Regions from separate parts of the Homo sapiens genome. Here region 2 is linked to region 1. A link is a loop called in an ENCODE intact Hi-C map of the cell type or tissue named here. Cell type or tissue: mammary epithelial cell. All regions are shown on one strand. Links, peaks and the distances in the headings refer to the core of each region. The heading gives the core; the rest is flanking DNA.

What was found. Hi-C counts contacts between places; a loop is a spot of excess contacts. Peaks named below come from ENCODE experiments on the same cell type or tissue, not always from the same donor. Only the 100,000 strongest peaks of a DNase experiment are listed, where the experiment ranks them.
Region 2: a loop joins it to region 1, with 4 times the contacts of the local background. A loop is called at or near these places in 1 of 110 quality-filtered maps.

What each region holds. Positions count from the first base shown.
Region 1 is chr3:114,753,664-114,760,724 of GRCh38, reverse strand. The region is part of intron 5 of ZBTB20 (zinc finger and BTB domain containing 20); the gene reads left to right. Among named protein-coding and RNA genes, the nearest start is that of MIR4796, 14 kb to the right of the region's middle. In mammary epithelial cell, for the core only: no CTCF peak of the experiment used is centred there; DNase peaks (open chromatin) are centred at 1,184 and 3,614; H3K4me3 peaks cover 1,272 bases; H3K27ac peaks cover 2,624 bases.
Region 2 is chr3:114,523,623-114,530,683 of GRCh38, reverse strand. All of the region lies in intron 6 of ZBTB20 (zinc finger and BTB domain containing 20), which reads left to right. Among named protein-coding and RNA genes, the nearest start is that of ZBTB20-AS5, 74 kb to the right of the region's middle. In mammary epithelial cell, for the core only: a CTCF peak has its summit at 3,448 (motif pointing left); no DNase peak of the experiment used is centred there.

The DNA.
Region 1 (7,061 bases), core at 1,165-5,164:
AGTGAGAAAGACATGTATGTTACTATGTGCCAGTGCTAGAGATGCTGCATGCTTTTTTGATGATATCAAGACATTATAGTTTTGGGGAACATTTGTTTCTTAATAAGTTTATTTTTAAATCCTGCAATATTTACCATCTGAAACATTTATCTGAAATTGTCATGTATTAAATCCCATCTTTTCTAGAACTGGTGCTCTGCTTCTAGTAACAGTTTGAGAAAGGGTTCAAAGGTTTGCCTCTCCCTAGAATGTTCTTCTCACCACTGGTACTTCTACCCAACCTTTACAAATAGTTGATGCATCACTTCTAGGAGGCCCATCCTACATGTTTATGTATATTTGTGTCATTGCTCTGGCTATATTGTATTACAGTTTTCAGTTGAGATGTGTGTTTTCTCTTTTAGAGTCTGGTGACTAAATTGTGAGCTTCTTGAATAACGAGGCTGTGCTTTACTTATCTCCAATATTATTCAGTTCCTGAAATAGAGTAGATGCTCAATAAATATGTATCCAATAAATTAATAAATTTGCAGTCTCAAACACAGGCATATATTCTTATATAAGATTAAGGACATTAATAAAATTTTTTTATTTGTATGTTCCTAAAGTGATTGTGAATCTTTGGAAATTGTTTATGAACATATTAATATGTTTCTTAGTGCTCTAGTCACTTTGAGGGAAATTTTTTAATCTTTGAAAAACATATTTTTTAATCTCTGTATATTCTTTTTTACCCCGAGCATTACTTTTGCATAATGGACTCAAGTGTGTTGTCAATTACTGATTATTTGGTTGAGCCACACAGAAACTGTTAGAAATCCTTATTTTTATTTGCACACTATCTGTTTGGTGGCTTTGTTCAAGCCCATGGATTGTCAGTTAAATGGAAAAGTCTTACTTTCAAGCAAAATTCTCAGCATTTAATACAGTGTGTAGCATATATTTGGGAGTCAATAAATGTTCATAGAATGCATGAACAAATCAGTCATTGTTGCAAACTGATTTGAGGATGAGGTATGAGATTTTTTTTTTAAGGCTAAATGAAATGCCCAGTATCACATAGCAGGATAAGAGAAAATCTGACACTCATAACTCATACTTCTGTGTTTCCAGACTGTTACCCAAGCTCACTGAGAAGTGCAGTATATGTCTGATTTCTCAACTTCACCCTGCAGTAAACTTTTGCAATCCAGAGGCTAGAGACCTCTTTTGTGAATGTTGTCTGCCCAATGACTGTGTTGGCACCAGGGAGTCCCTAGCAGATAAAGTGGAGGAACATATGGTTTCCATCTGAATACAAATTGGTGGACATAACGTGGTAATTCAACTGAGATGTCCTCTATATTGTAAACTGAAAGAGTATGATTAGAGGTGTTTATAAACGGCATCTGAATTCCCCCACACCCCTCCCCATCCCCTTTCCACTGTAGTTTTATCTGTCTGAATCATAGCAATCTAGCCTCCCAGCCTCACTGCATTATTTGTGAAAATGGCCAGTGTGAGGAATTATTAATTAAAGCTAACAAATCACCCTGACAAGCTGTGCCCTGGCATGGCTGAAGGTTGATTGGCGAAAGTCTTCTCCTTTGGAGAAAAGACTTTTTGTGCTCGTGACGCAGTCAGGGACGGATTATTGAATATGCAAGTTAGAAGAAAAATCACAGGACAAGCAAATTGAGTATTTACTGGCAAATAATTGCACTCTTAAGCTGTGGCTCTCTTCCTAAATTCTTAACATTCTCGAGGGTTAGAAAGAAACACAGAAAAATGCATCGGTACAGAGTACATTTCAAAAAAAATACATAGACTGATGTTTCAGACTTGTGCAGGTAAGTGTGATTGTGTGTGCATGGAAAGTGAAAGAACAAGGGAAAGCAAAGGAAAGATAAGGGAAAAAGCATAACTGTTAGTCTGGTGAGTTTTTAAAATCAACTTGTTTATTGGAGCTCAGCGTATTTCTGAGTTGGAAATTTAGTTTCAGTGCTGCATTTATTGTGAAAGTTAGAGACGTGAGAATGAGAGAGGATTTTCTCAAAGTTGTTTGTCTTTATTAGCAGAAGAATATGTTAATGTTTTGTCCCAATAGTAATTATAAATTTTGTTCAGATATTTGTGGATATATGTGTAAAATTATCACTTGATTTAAAGATCTTTAGTTATTTTCAACATTGTTGATTATGACACGTCATACAGTGTTTCGAACATATTTGGGTACAACTATTGCATTTATTTTTAAAAGTAAACACTGTTTTCATTAGGACCAAGCTAATCCTTATTGAGAATTTCTAAAGGGACATTATAGTTTTGGAATACTTAAACTTCAGACGTCTATAATAACTAAAGTGTCCTTATTGTCAATTGTGTGGTCTTTTTATCTGTAATGTTAATCAGACTGCTAAGTTTTGTGGACATCGTAAGACAGGAGAGACTAGTTCAGAGGTCTTTCAGGAATAAATTTAAATACATAGAAATATGAGTGTGCAAATGAAGGTTAATTCCATGTATAAAATATAGACATTAAGAAACAGAGATACTCTTACAAGTACAGCTAGGTTATGTGAGCAACATTACCAGAATATATATATCCATTGCAGATGAATTGCATATTCTGTGATAACCTGGAAAATGCGCTTTCATCGACAACAAACTGTTTTTGAAATGAAAGTAAGTGACTGGAAAAATAGTGCTTTTGGCTTTTAATAACTATGAAAAACATTGATTTAAAACAAAGGCATAATCATAATTTAAACTAAATTAACTAATTAATAATTGCAAGATGTTTTAACAATATAACATCTACATGATACTAGTAATAGGAATAATAATAAAAATGGAAAATCTGGTAATCACACAGAAATTAATCAGATGACTCTCATGTTTTAGAAAATCAGAATTTTAAAATATAAATAAATAAAACATATGTTGCCTTCTAATCTATTCCTTGAGCCAAGTAATATTGTATTGGTTAGGATTTTTCTCTTACTATATCCTATTTTATTAAAAAATGTAATTTGTCTTGGTATAGGGAATAGAGCTCATAAGAAAGTTTAGAAAATATATTTTTTAAAGGTTTAATTCCCACTGGATCACATTCTGTCCTCAGATTTCAAGAGGCAGCCTCCTTAAAGTTTCCTGTGACTATTTGAGGGCAAAATTTGGTCCATTATTTAGAAATAGCAAAGGGGGCATTTAAAGCATATGTTCAGAGACTTAACCATCTGCCTGCTTTATTATGAATACCACAGAGTTATGAGAAATTGGAAGGACTCAAAAATTGAACCAGAGTTCTATGCAAGATTTTAAAAATACAGCACTCTGATTTTTAAAAAAATGTTTTGCAACCACCTACTTTTGCTAAGTATATCTTATTAGTCCTCTATGTAAGAATAGTATTATTCCACCTTTTTGACGTATGGTAAGTGAATGGCAAAGTATAGTTGAGTGACATGAACCTATAGAAAGTTAAGCATAATCCTTTCTCTCTGATTTAACCCACTAAATATGAATACCTGTGGAGTTTTAGACTTGTCATCAGTGAAACTCACAGTGACTTAGAGAAACACTATAAAATGGTGACTGCTGGAACAAAAATGAAGTCCAGCTGCTAGTTTCTGGGCTGTCTACAAATGAGTTGCAAGAGACATGCGGAGGCCAGACTAAAGAGCCCTTCTGTAATCCAACTGTGATGTAATGAAAGTATGAATCAGCTATTGGTTGCCCATGCTGAGGGGAAAAGCAACAAAATATTTTTTTAAAGTGAAAATTGACATTATTCCCAGGTGGTACTGTATTCCTTTGGTATCTGGAAGGATATGAGATTCAGAAATTAATAAAAGAACAAAAATCATATTTAAGTCCCAAGCATAGTAATATTTCACCTAGAGTGGTCGTATAAGGACATATCAATATGAATATAATTGTTAAAATGTCTAATACTCAATTAGAGTTCTTCCACATTACCTGAGTTTTACTAGAATCAGACTGAGACTGGCTGGATCATTCTCAGAGGAAAATATGCAAAGTAGACTAAACTTAGCCTGAATACAAGTTTTTGGTGTTGAGATGACTATCACTCTTTGTTGCTTAATGAAAAGTATTTACTTAAAAGAAAATAATACTGGAAGCAAAGGACTGAAATATTTGGTTTGAAGACTCTAAGTAAAAAATGTATGTGTATGTATCATGTATACTTCTATATTTGTTTACATAAAAATGTTTTCAGAAATATACACTTTATTAGGCTGATTAAGCCAAAACTTTTTTGTGTGTGTAATCGAAAGACTGAACACAAAAATTTTAAAACAGAACTGAAAGATGTCAGTCAGAACTGAATTAATGACCTGGGGCTGAAAATACCTATGTCAAATTTCATATGGATTTTTTCATGGTGGTATTTTAATTTTATATCTCCCTAAATGGAAGTGCTGCAGTCAAGTGAATCTATAGCCCAAAGAATAATGAAATATGTCAATTATTTTAGGTGGTTAGTTTTTATTTTTTATTTTGAGTACATGCGATGTAAATACCAAATACACATACATACATATGTTTTTGTTTTGTTTATTTGTCTTATTTACTATTTATTGCACCAATAAGGGAATTAAAATGGCTGACAATGAAAAAATAAACATAAATACATGATTGCAGCAAAATACATGAATTAGAAATAGGTAAGAAAAATAAAACAATAAAGGAAAGGATATAAAAATGGAGTTAGAAGTGAGGTCAGCATAAAACTATATTCAGTGAAGTGCTATACAGTTGCCTTTAAACTTTCTTGCAGCAAAGTTAAAGAGAAAAGCTTGTTACACAGTTTGTAACATCCATAAGCATAAGAAAATAATTTTCATTATTTGTCTTGAAAATGGCTTTTGAAAACAGCTCTTAGTTTTCCAAGAAATCAATGCTAAAGCAACTCCCACTGTAAAGAATTGAAGGCTGCAGATACCTAAAGGTCAGGTCGGAAGCAGAAGCAGTACCTTCCCTGGGACATGGATGTGGAAGTAGACCAAAGTAATCCCCTTTTAATCCCAGGGCATGTGTTTCTAGAGAGAGAAAAAAAGGACACCATTAACGCAGTAATGTTGGCAAGCTAAAAATGTGTGGAAAGTAGGGAGTTAAGGGGGGAATTTAAAAAAAAAATTTCATGTAAATAAATACATATATATTTTAGCAGCAAATCAAAGATTAGAAGGCATTCACTTTTATAATAACCATTAAAACATGTTATCAAATAAACCTCTTGAATCAATGTTGCTTTCCTAAATTGTTCATAAAACACTTCTGTACTGCTGCCATTCTTCTTCCACTTTTACTTTAAGCAGATTGTCAGTCTCTTTGAAGTTTTAAAAAGAGTCATTTCTGGCTTGAAATTTAATATTTCTCGCCCTTATGTCCTCCCTTGGTTCATTTTGAGAAGTCTTAGCAAATTGCCTATTCTTTTCACGGGTAATTTTGATAGTTAAGTCACATTTAATAGGCTAGTCTCTTCTCTTCGTATTGAAAAGGTGAACTGTATAGATTTATTATTATATTACCTTGTAGCCTAGTCCATGGTAAGTAGTCCAAGGACCAACTGTATCAGGATTACCTAGGGATTACCTATATCAGGATTATCTAGAGCACCTGTTAAAATGGAGATTCCTGAACCCCATTCCAGAATTTCTAAATCAGAAGCTCTGAGAATGTAGCCTGGATCTGCAGTTTAGGAAACTGCCCAGGTTAGTTGTGCATAATAAAGTTTGAAGTCCACTATTTTAAAATTGTGACTTTAAACATTTCTAGTATATGAGTGTAAAATAGTAGGATTTCTCTACAACAATCAATGAGGGTTTATTATACTGTATTAACACTAACTAAAACACTAATACATACTCAATAATATGTGATTGCCTGCTCATAAATCTAGAAACACCTAGATTAGACAAAACTCTGAATTTGTTTGAACCCCTTTAAGCCATATCTCACCATTTTAAAAATATTATTTAATTTTTAAGCTATCATTTATTAAGAACTACTATATACAAAGTCATATGTTGAGTCTGGGCACTAGAGATAAAAAGATGAATAAAAGAGTTTCTTGTCTGAAAAAAACTCATAACTAGAATAATTATGTTATTACTAGGATATTTTCTTATCCATACTAGGATAACTATGAATTGCCACATAATCTACTCTTTAAGTAAAACTCAAGGTTCCATATGGTATTATATCACTAAGTATACAGTTGTTGGTAGCAATTTTATAGAATAGGACCCTACTACAATTTGGAAGCTGCAAAACATAAGAAAACCCTGTAGGGTCTTCCTCCTCCCCACAGTGGGAGATTTTATCTCCCAAAACTAGGATGAGAGGGTATCATGGGGTCCTCCTGATTCCATTTCTCTCATCATTAATCAGTGATTTGTTGCCAGGATCCTTTTTGAGAAGAGAAGAGAAATGTGTGTGAGTGAATATACCAGACATTCTGAGAACTTGCATGTCTCTTTCTCCCCTTCCCTTCTGGTGGCTCAGCTGGCCTGTAAAAGATGCTGGAGCCTAAATGGCAGTGGCCTCCCCAGTTCGCAGGTGAGGCACAGTATGAAGGGGCCCAAGCACCTCTCACGTGGCACTCTTTGCTCCACAAGTTACAGCAGCGCCAGAAATTGAGTATCAACAGGCTAGAAAGGATGTATTGCACATAAAGGAATTAATTAGGTAGTGGTCTGAGGAACATGACAAGAGCTTGCAGTTTCATTGGTGATTGAAGTTTTCCTGGAAACCTTTTGGGAACACCTTTCCCCTTTGTTTCCAGAAAAATATAAGAAATACAGTGGAAACATCTATACCTTTTTCCTTCTTTTCGACATATATTTATTGAGGATGTAATGCCATGCCTTCTTTTATGGACTAGGGATACTGTAGTGAATAAAATAAAGTTTCTACTTTCATGAAGTTTATATTATAATGGGGTAGGAAAGGAACAAAATTACTTAATATAAAATATAAATGTGGCTGGGTGTGGTAGCTCACGCCTGTAATCTCAGCACTTTGGAAGGCCAAGGCGGGCAGATCACCTGAGG
Region 2 (7,061 bases), core at 1,719-5,718, 230 kb after region 1:
TTTCATAGGTGGTAATGATGTTAAAAACCCTATGTAACTAAAAGCACTTCTTTTAAATTACCTAGTTCTTAGATTTCTCAAGTTAGCTCTTCACTTGTCCCTCCCTTTAGTATTATTTTAACTTTTCAAAATGTAGTCACACATTGCTCAACAAAGGGAATACATTCTGAGAAATGCATCATTAGGCAATTTCATCGTTGTGTGAACAATATAGAGTGTACTTACACAAACCTAGATGATAGAGCTTACTACACACCTAGGCTATATGATATAGCCTATTGCTTTTAGGCTTCAAACCTGCACAGCATGTTACTGTACTGGATACTGTAAGTAATTATAACAGAATGGTAAGTTTTCATGTATCTAAACATATCTAAACATTGAAAAGGTACAGTACAAACACAGCATAAAAGATCAAAAGTGTATGCCTTTATAGGGCACTTACAATGAATGGATCTTGCAGAACTAGAAGTTACTCTGGGTGAGTGAATGAGTGAGTGATGAGTGAATGTGAACACCTAGGACATTACTGTATACTCCTGTAGACTTTATAAGCACTGTACATTTAGGCTACACTAAATTTATGTTTTAAAAAGTAATTGTGCTGTGATGTTATGATCACTATGACATCACTAGGCATTAGGAATTTTTCAGTTATCTTATAATCTTGCAGGACCACAGTCAGATATGTGGTCCATTGTAGACTAAAATGTCATTATACAGCACATAATTGTGTTTTCACATAATTGTGAAAAAAAATAGGACTTCCTTTAACTCAGTGTCAGAGAATTACTACTACGAATTTCTTTACACAAATATATAAAAAAGGCAAGCCATACAGCATTTAGAAAAAGACTTTACACTTTATTTGGAAAACATGTTTATTGGGGATGCAGTACACAAAATATATTAAAAGGCTGTGGTTGTCACAATACATTTCCACACCAACAAAACCCCAACCCATCATCCCTACCTTCTACCTAAATATTATAGGATAAAACACAAAGCTAGAATTTTTAAAAATCAAACTGCTTTTACTACCTTCTGTAACTTCTGTACTTTCCAAACCAGCTATGTTCTATTCTGAATTCATTCAACTAACTAGAGTTCTGTGGGTACACTAGTGAAACAAATGTACTATCCTCAAGGAGCTTACATATCAGTAAATAAATTATTAAAGGTGGAAAATGTGGTAAAAGAGACATAATGTCTCGGAGAGAGAACAAATTTCTGCTTTAGGAGTGTTCTTAGTTAAGGTAACATTAGCTTCTATAATACGCACACTCCCAAATCTCAGTATTTCAACATGAGTTTCTCTCTTGCTCATGTAAAGACTGGTCAGGGACCCAGGTTGACAGAGGCTCTTCAGTACATAGCTTCCAAGATTGCTGTGGGTGTGACATCCAGCCAGAAATCTGGTGAAGAGAGAGCAATGATTACACAGGAACTTTTAATGGACCAGGCCTGGGACAGCGTATGTCACTTCCACCAACATCCCACTCACCAGAATTTGGTCACAGGGCCATAGCTATCTGCAGAGAAGGCTGGGAAATGGAACTTAGCTATGTGCTCAAGAGGAAAAGTAAAACAGTTATTGAATAATTAGTAATAATTAGCAAGTAACTACCTAGGGGTCACAGAGGACCTCTCAGGTAGAATTTAGACTTAAAGATGATGGGGGAGTGTGTGGAAGAGTGGTGCAGAATAGGGAAAGGGGGGATTGAAGGAAGAACAAGCTCTAGCTTCACCTGCATGGGTAGAGCCCACAGTGTTGGTAGGGACATGTTAGCTTTCAACATCAGCTTCTTAACAGTATTATTCTTTCATCGGAGGAAATTAGTCTATTTCTGAGGAAAAAAAAATCTGCAATACGTAGCAATTTACTTACTTGGATATTGAATGTTAAAGCAGAGAGAGACTTTGTCCTCAAAACCCTCCCATTTCAGAAGTGAGGAGCCTGGGGAGGTCATGCTCTCTGGATGTCACACAGTGAGTCACTGTCAAAGCCAGAATAGAACCCAGACCTCTCAGTTTCCCATTCCAGTGCTCTTTCTATGAGGAAAGTATAAGTTTGAGCATTTTTAAACCTTAAATATGTAGAAATAACCATGATATTTTATCGTAAATTATTTCAGTCATCTCATTTTAAATTTTACTCCAAACTAAAGGAAAACGGTACTGATTTAAAACATCTATCATAATTCAATATAGCCCATATTTCTTCTTTAGGAAAAATTTTTTTTTGTTTTTTATCCTGAAGACCCGTGCCCTCTTCCTGTGTCTCATGTAGACATTTCACAGTCCAAATATACAGAGCAAGAATAGATGAAATCAACATGTTTACCATTATTCTATCTAAATTTTCAAAGAAAAAGGGAACAAAAGGTGAGTGATGACTGAGTTGCATGGCTATAATTGAGTTTTTGTTGCTTTTATTTTTATAATATTTTAATTGACATAGATGCTTAAATGTATATCAAAATGCATGTCACAGCTCTTGTACAAAGATAAATTTGACTCTAGAGCACATTTTCTTTAGTGAGAATGATAAATTATCTCAGAGCTTGTGATTCTCTACTTTTAAAAATCATAAGGTCAGTTCTTTAATTAAAAGATAAAGAAAAGTAGGCATTGTCCATGTAGTGAAATCACTTTTATCAGGATAATCTAGTAACCAAAAAAAAAAAAAAATTATGAAGGGAAAGACACAATCTATCTTCAGAATAATTGGTCCAAGAATGACTTTTTTATAGTCTCATAAGACCCACATCTAGAAGTCTCCCATCCTAGTAAAAGAAAATGAAAACTCTACTGTGTACAACAAATAATTTGTTCTAAATTTACTCATTTCATTTTTAATCATAGGCCTTAGTTATTTTATCCTATTAAATAATAAGTCTCTTATATATCAACATTCTCTTTTTCAAAACAATTAACATGAATATATGGTCAGCCTCCAGTATAGGAAATACACATATTTAACATGAAGTTGCAATTACTGGTAAATATATGTTGTTAAATACAGTACAGCTGTATGTTCCCTTACCCTAGCCTGACAGCCTCCTTCATTTGTTTCCATGGAGGCAGATTAGACAACTACCTTTTACACTCCTGAGATTATGGCTCAGTATTGCACAGACCATTAGATAATGGAATACAGCTGAACATATATAAAAACCAGCTCCAAGAATGTCTGTGGACAGAAGTCCAAAGGGGTAGCAGTATCTGGATGTGTGAGTATGTGATGACAATACTCTACAAACCTAGATACCAAAGGGCTTCCTGCCCCCTTCAGCCCTGTGAAATAACATGGATATTGTCTTACCCACCTGATATTTTAGCAAACTGCCAAGGCTTATTGATGAACCAACACTGGATTGAGTGCCAGAAACATTCTGCTCCCTAAGATTTGCCCTCCTGTGAGACTCCCATCAGATTTTTGGACCTGCCATCTAGTGGCCACTGCAGTAACAAGACAATCATTACATTTTGGCCTTCTTTTATTTTTTAAATTTTTATTTTTTTTAAAGTTAAATGTGGCTCATCTGCAGCTAAATATGGAGGTGCTCCACCCATTAAACTATAGTTCCCACCTCCCTGGTTAGATATGCTGCCGTTTTCATAGAGCAGCTTCAATCAGACCATTTGTTATGTTCAAAGAAAAACAGATTTTTCACGCAAAATGATACACTTCCCACCTGGATTTGAAAAAAGAAAGTAAGTCTTCTTCCATTATTGAAAAAAGATCTGGAGGAGGGGAGAAGGGGGAGCTGGAGAGCAGGCATATATTCTGTCAAGTAGTTCTACTTGTGAGACTAATTCTTCCAAACTGTGCACCCAACAGAGTAAACCTCTTATTTTGCTGCTTTTGCACTGATCCCCCACATAGCTGTAATGTTCTAGTTGTTTTCCCTGTCCTATAAACCACGTAGACATTTGCTATTATACATAATGTTGGCAAAGGAACAATTTACAAATGACTTAAGCAGGTAATTATTTGTTAGAATATAGGTCTATGGAAGTATATATTACTGTAGCAAAACCTGGTAAAAGGTTAGTTTTGTTTCTGTGTTTCTATTATAATCCCTGGTTGTTAGTTTTTCTTTTTCCAGGGATTTATGAGTGGAATGTAAAAATGCACAGTGGGCTATTATTATTATTTATTATTTATCAAAGGAACATGAATATACAGAGCAAAGGCCAGTTTGTGAACTATGCCAGACAGTTCCCCGTCCAAAAGACCTCAAAATACAACTCTGAAGCAGGTCCTAAAAAATGCAGGACAGAATGAAAGCAGATGGGTGAATGATACTTATTCAATATCTTAAATATAGAACTCACTAGTGCAGGTGCATCTTCAGATGTTATTTGAAAGAAGAGACAGAATATCTTGGCATTGTGTCATTTATTCATAAATATTATAAATTTTATATTATTTGAGAAAATATTCTAAATATGCAAGGTAGTTTAAAAGAAGGTGTGAAAGCTGATTCCTTCAAATGAGACAAAGGGCAAATCGAGTGACTGAACATAAGAAAGTGGAGAAGAACCAGGCCAAGGATGGAGCCAAGGAAAAACAAATCCCACAGGAACACTTAAAGTTTGATGGAAAAAATGCAGGGATTTAAAAAAATAAAGATTCCAAACAATCAAGGAGGATGATGATCTTGGCAGCTATGCCTTGAATATACTAAAATTGCCAAGAGAATCCAGGAACAATAATGGCAATGACAATGATTTAGCTGTGGGAATTGCAGTGCAAGAGTGTAGAATTCTGTGTAGTGGACATAGGGGTTGGTTCTGGTCTCAAAGACAGTATCATAGAGCAGGAAGAATAGTTAGATTTAGCTAACAGCAGGGTAAAAGGTAGAAAATGTTTGTTGAGGAAGATGGAAGTCTATGAAGCTATCTAAGGAGGCCATAGTATTTTTTGAATACCCGTTATCTGCCCTACACTGTGTTAGTTTTTACTGAGTATACTGTAGTTGTAAGTCAGGATCCTTAGGCCAAAAATAAACCTATTTTAAAGTGAAAAGGTAAGAATAACCCATATGAAACAATTAGAAAATATAAAGCAGCTGGTGTTGTTAGGGATAGCAGGATTTTAGAGGAGGGAGAAATCAGCAGGCCTCATGGTAATCATAGAAAAACCATCCGAGAAGTAAGACCTAAGCTGGGACTCAAAGAATTGGTATGTGGGGAATAGACATAAACAAGGGAGAAATATGATGAAATCATCTGAATAGAAATGAACATGGTGTTTTGGGGGAGTAGTGAAATGACTTTACTCGGTGAAATGGATGGTTTGAGCAGGAAAGGAGGGAGAAGCTGGTAGGATAGTAAAGCAAAGCTGTTGTGTGAACCCAAGAATATAAGGATTCATCAGCATGTTATAGGGGGCATTTATTAATTCATCCTGAAAGTATTTATTGAGGGCATATTATGTTCCAGGCACAAATTAAACAAAACTTTTCCCCTTATGAAATTTATATTTAATGAAGGAAAATAGACACCCCCCCCAACAAAAAAAGCAAACAAATAAATGAACAAGTTAAGTTTAGAGAGCGATTAGTGCCATGAAGAACATTAATCTGAGTGATAAAATAGAGAGTGACAGGCTAGAGTAGTGATGGTCCCAAAGGGGGAGAGTAGAGAGTATTCAAAATTGGAGGCCAGGCACAGTGGCTCATGCCTGTAATCCCAACATTTTGGGAGGCCAAGGCAGGTGGATTGTTTGAGGTCAGGAGTTCGAGACCAGCCTGGCCAACATAGTGAAACCTCGTCTCTACTAAAATACAAAAATTAGCCGGGTGTGGTGGTGCGTGCCTGTAATCTCAGCTACTCAAGAGACCGCGGCAGGGGAATCGCTTGAACCTGAGAGGCGGAAGTTGTAGTGAGCTGAGATGGCATGACTGTGCACTCCAGCCTGGGCAACAGAGTGAGACTCCATCTCAGAAAAAAAAATTGGAAATTCTCAAGACTTGGAGATAATTTGGATAGGGAGGAGAAAGGGTAGACACAGGTGATATGTAGCTATCTAGTCTAGGAAATTAAAGTTTGTAATGCCAGTATATAAGCTGGAAAGATGGAAAGTGAGAGAGAGGAAACATTGAGGAGGTAGTAGAAAAGCTAAGTGTTCCCATAACTCCCCCTTGATGCAGTTGTCTACCAGGCAAGTTTCCCAATTCCTTGAAAACGTTAGCCCCTAGCTCACTAACACTCTTTCCATTTCTACCCCATTACAATTATTGGTTATTCACTGTGTAAATACACGCTCCCTCTAATACCTCCTCTCAATTTCTTGAACTTCTCATGATTGATTCTCCACTCTGCCATAGCTACTCATTCCCATGGCTACATTTCTGATGTTTTAATTACTAATAATTACAATATTCCACAATCTCAATTTCAAGCATTCCATTTTCCAACCACAGCCTAATGTCTTGGTAGTTCAATCCCTTTGTTACCCCTAATACACCAATTCCTTAAACCCACTAGGACCCCTAATTCATTGATTTTACCCATAGCTTCTCATATGCTCACTTCATTATATAGCGTAGATTCCATGGACAATGATTTTAATCATTTCCTTGTATGCGCCTTTAACACCATTGACCTTCTCTGACTTAACTGTGCTCTCTTGACAAATCTCAACTATACTGATCATATGCAACTCGCCATCTATTTCATGCCTGTGTGCCAGCTGAATGTGGCTGGAGAAAAACACACAAGCAAATGTATGACTCTCAGTTTAAATTCATGATCCCTCAAGGAGGCCGTTAATGCTGCCCAGCAAATATAATATGTTTCCTTGTCATTTACTCTTCCATATCTGTACAAGAATATTTCATATTTTTCCCTCTCTCAAATTTCTAACACCTCCTCCCCCATCCTTACGCTCAACTTAGAACCTTTCTTTTTACTTCACTGAAAAAATAGAAACCATCAAAAGACAACTTCACAAATACTTGCTGTCCAGCACACCTACCCTCCCATATTTATCTGTACCCATGTATTTTGCCTTCTCTCCTGCAACTATGGATAAACTCTGTGTACCCTTG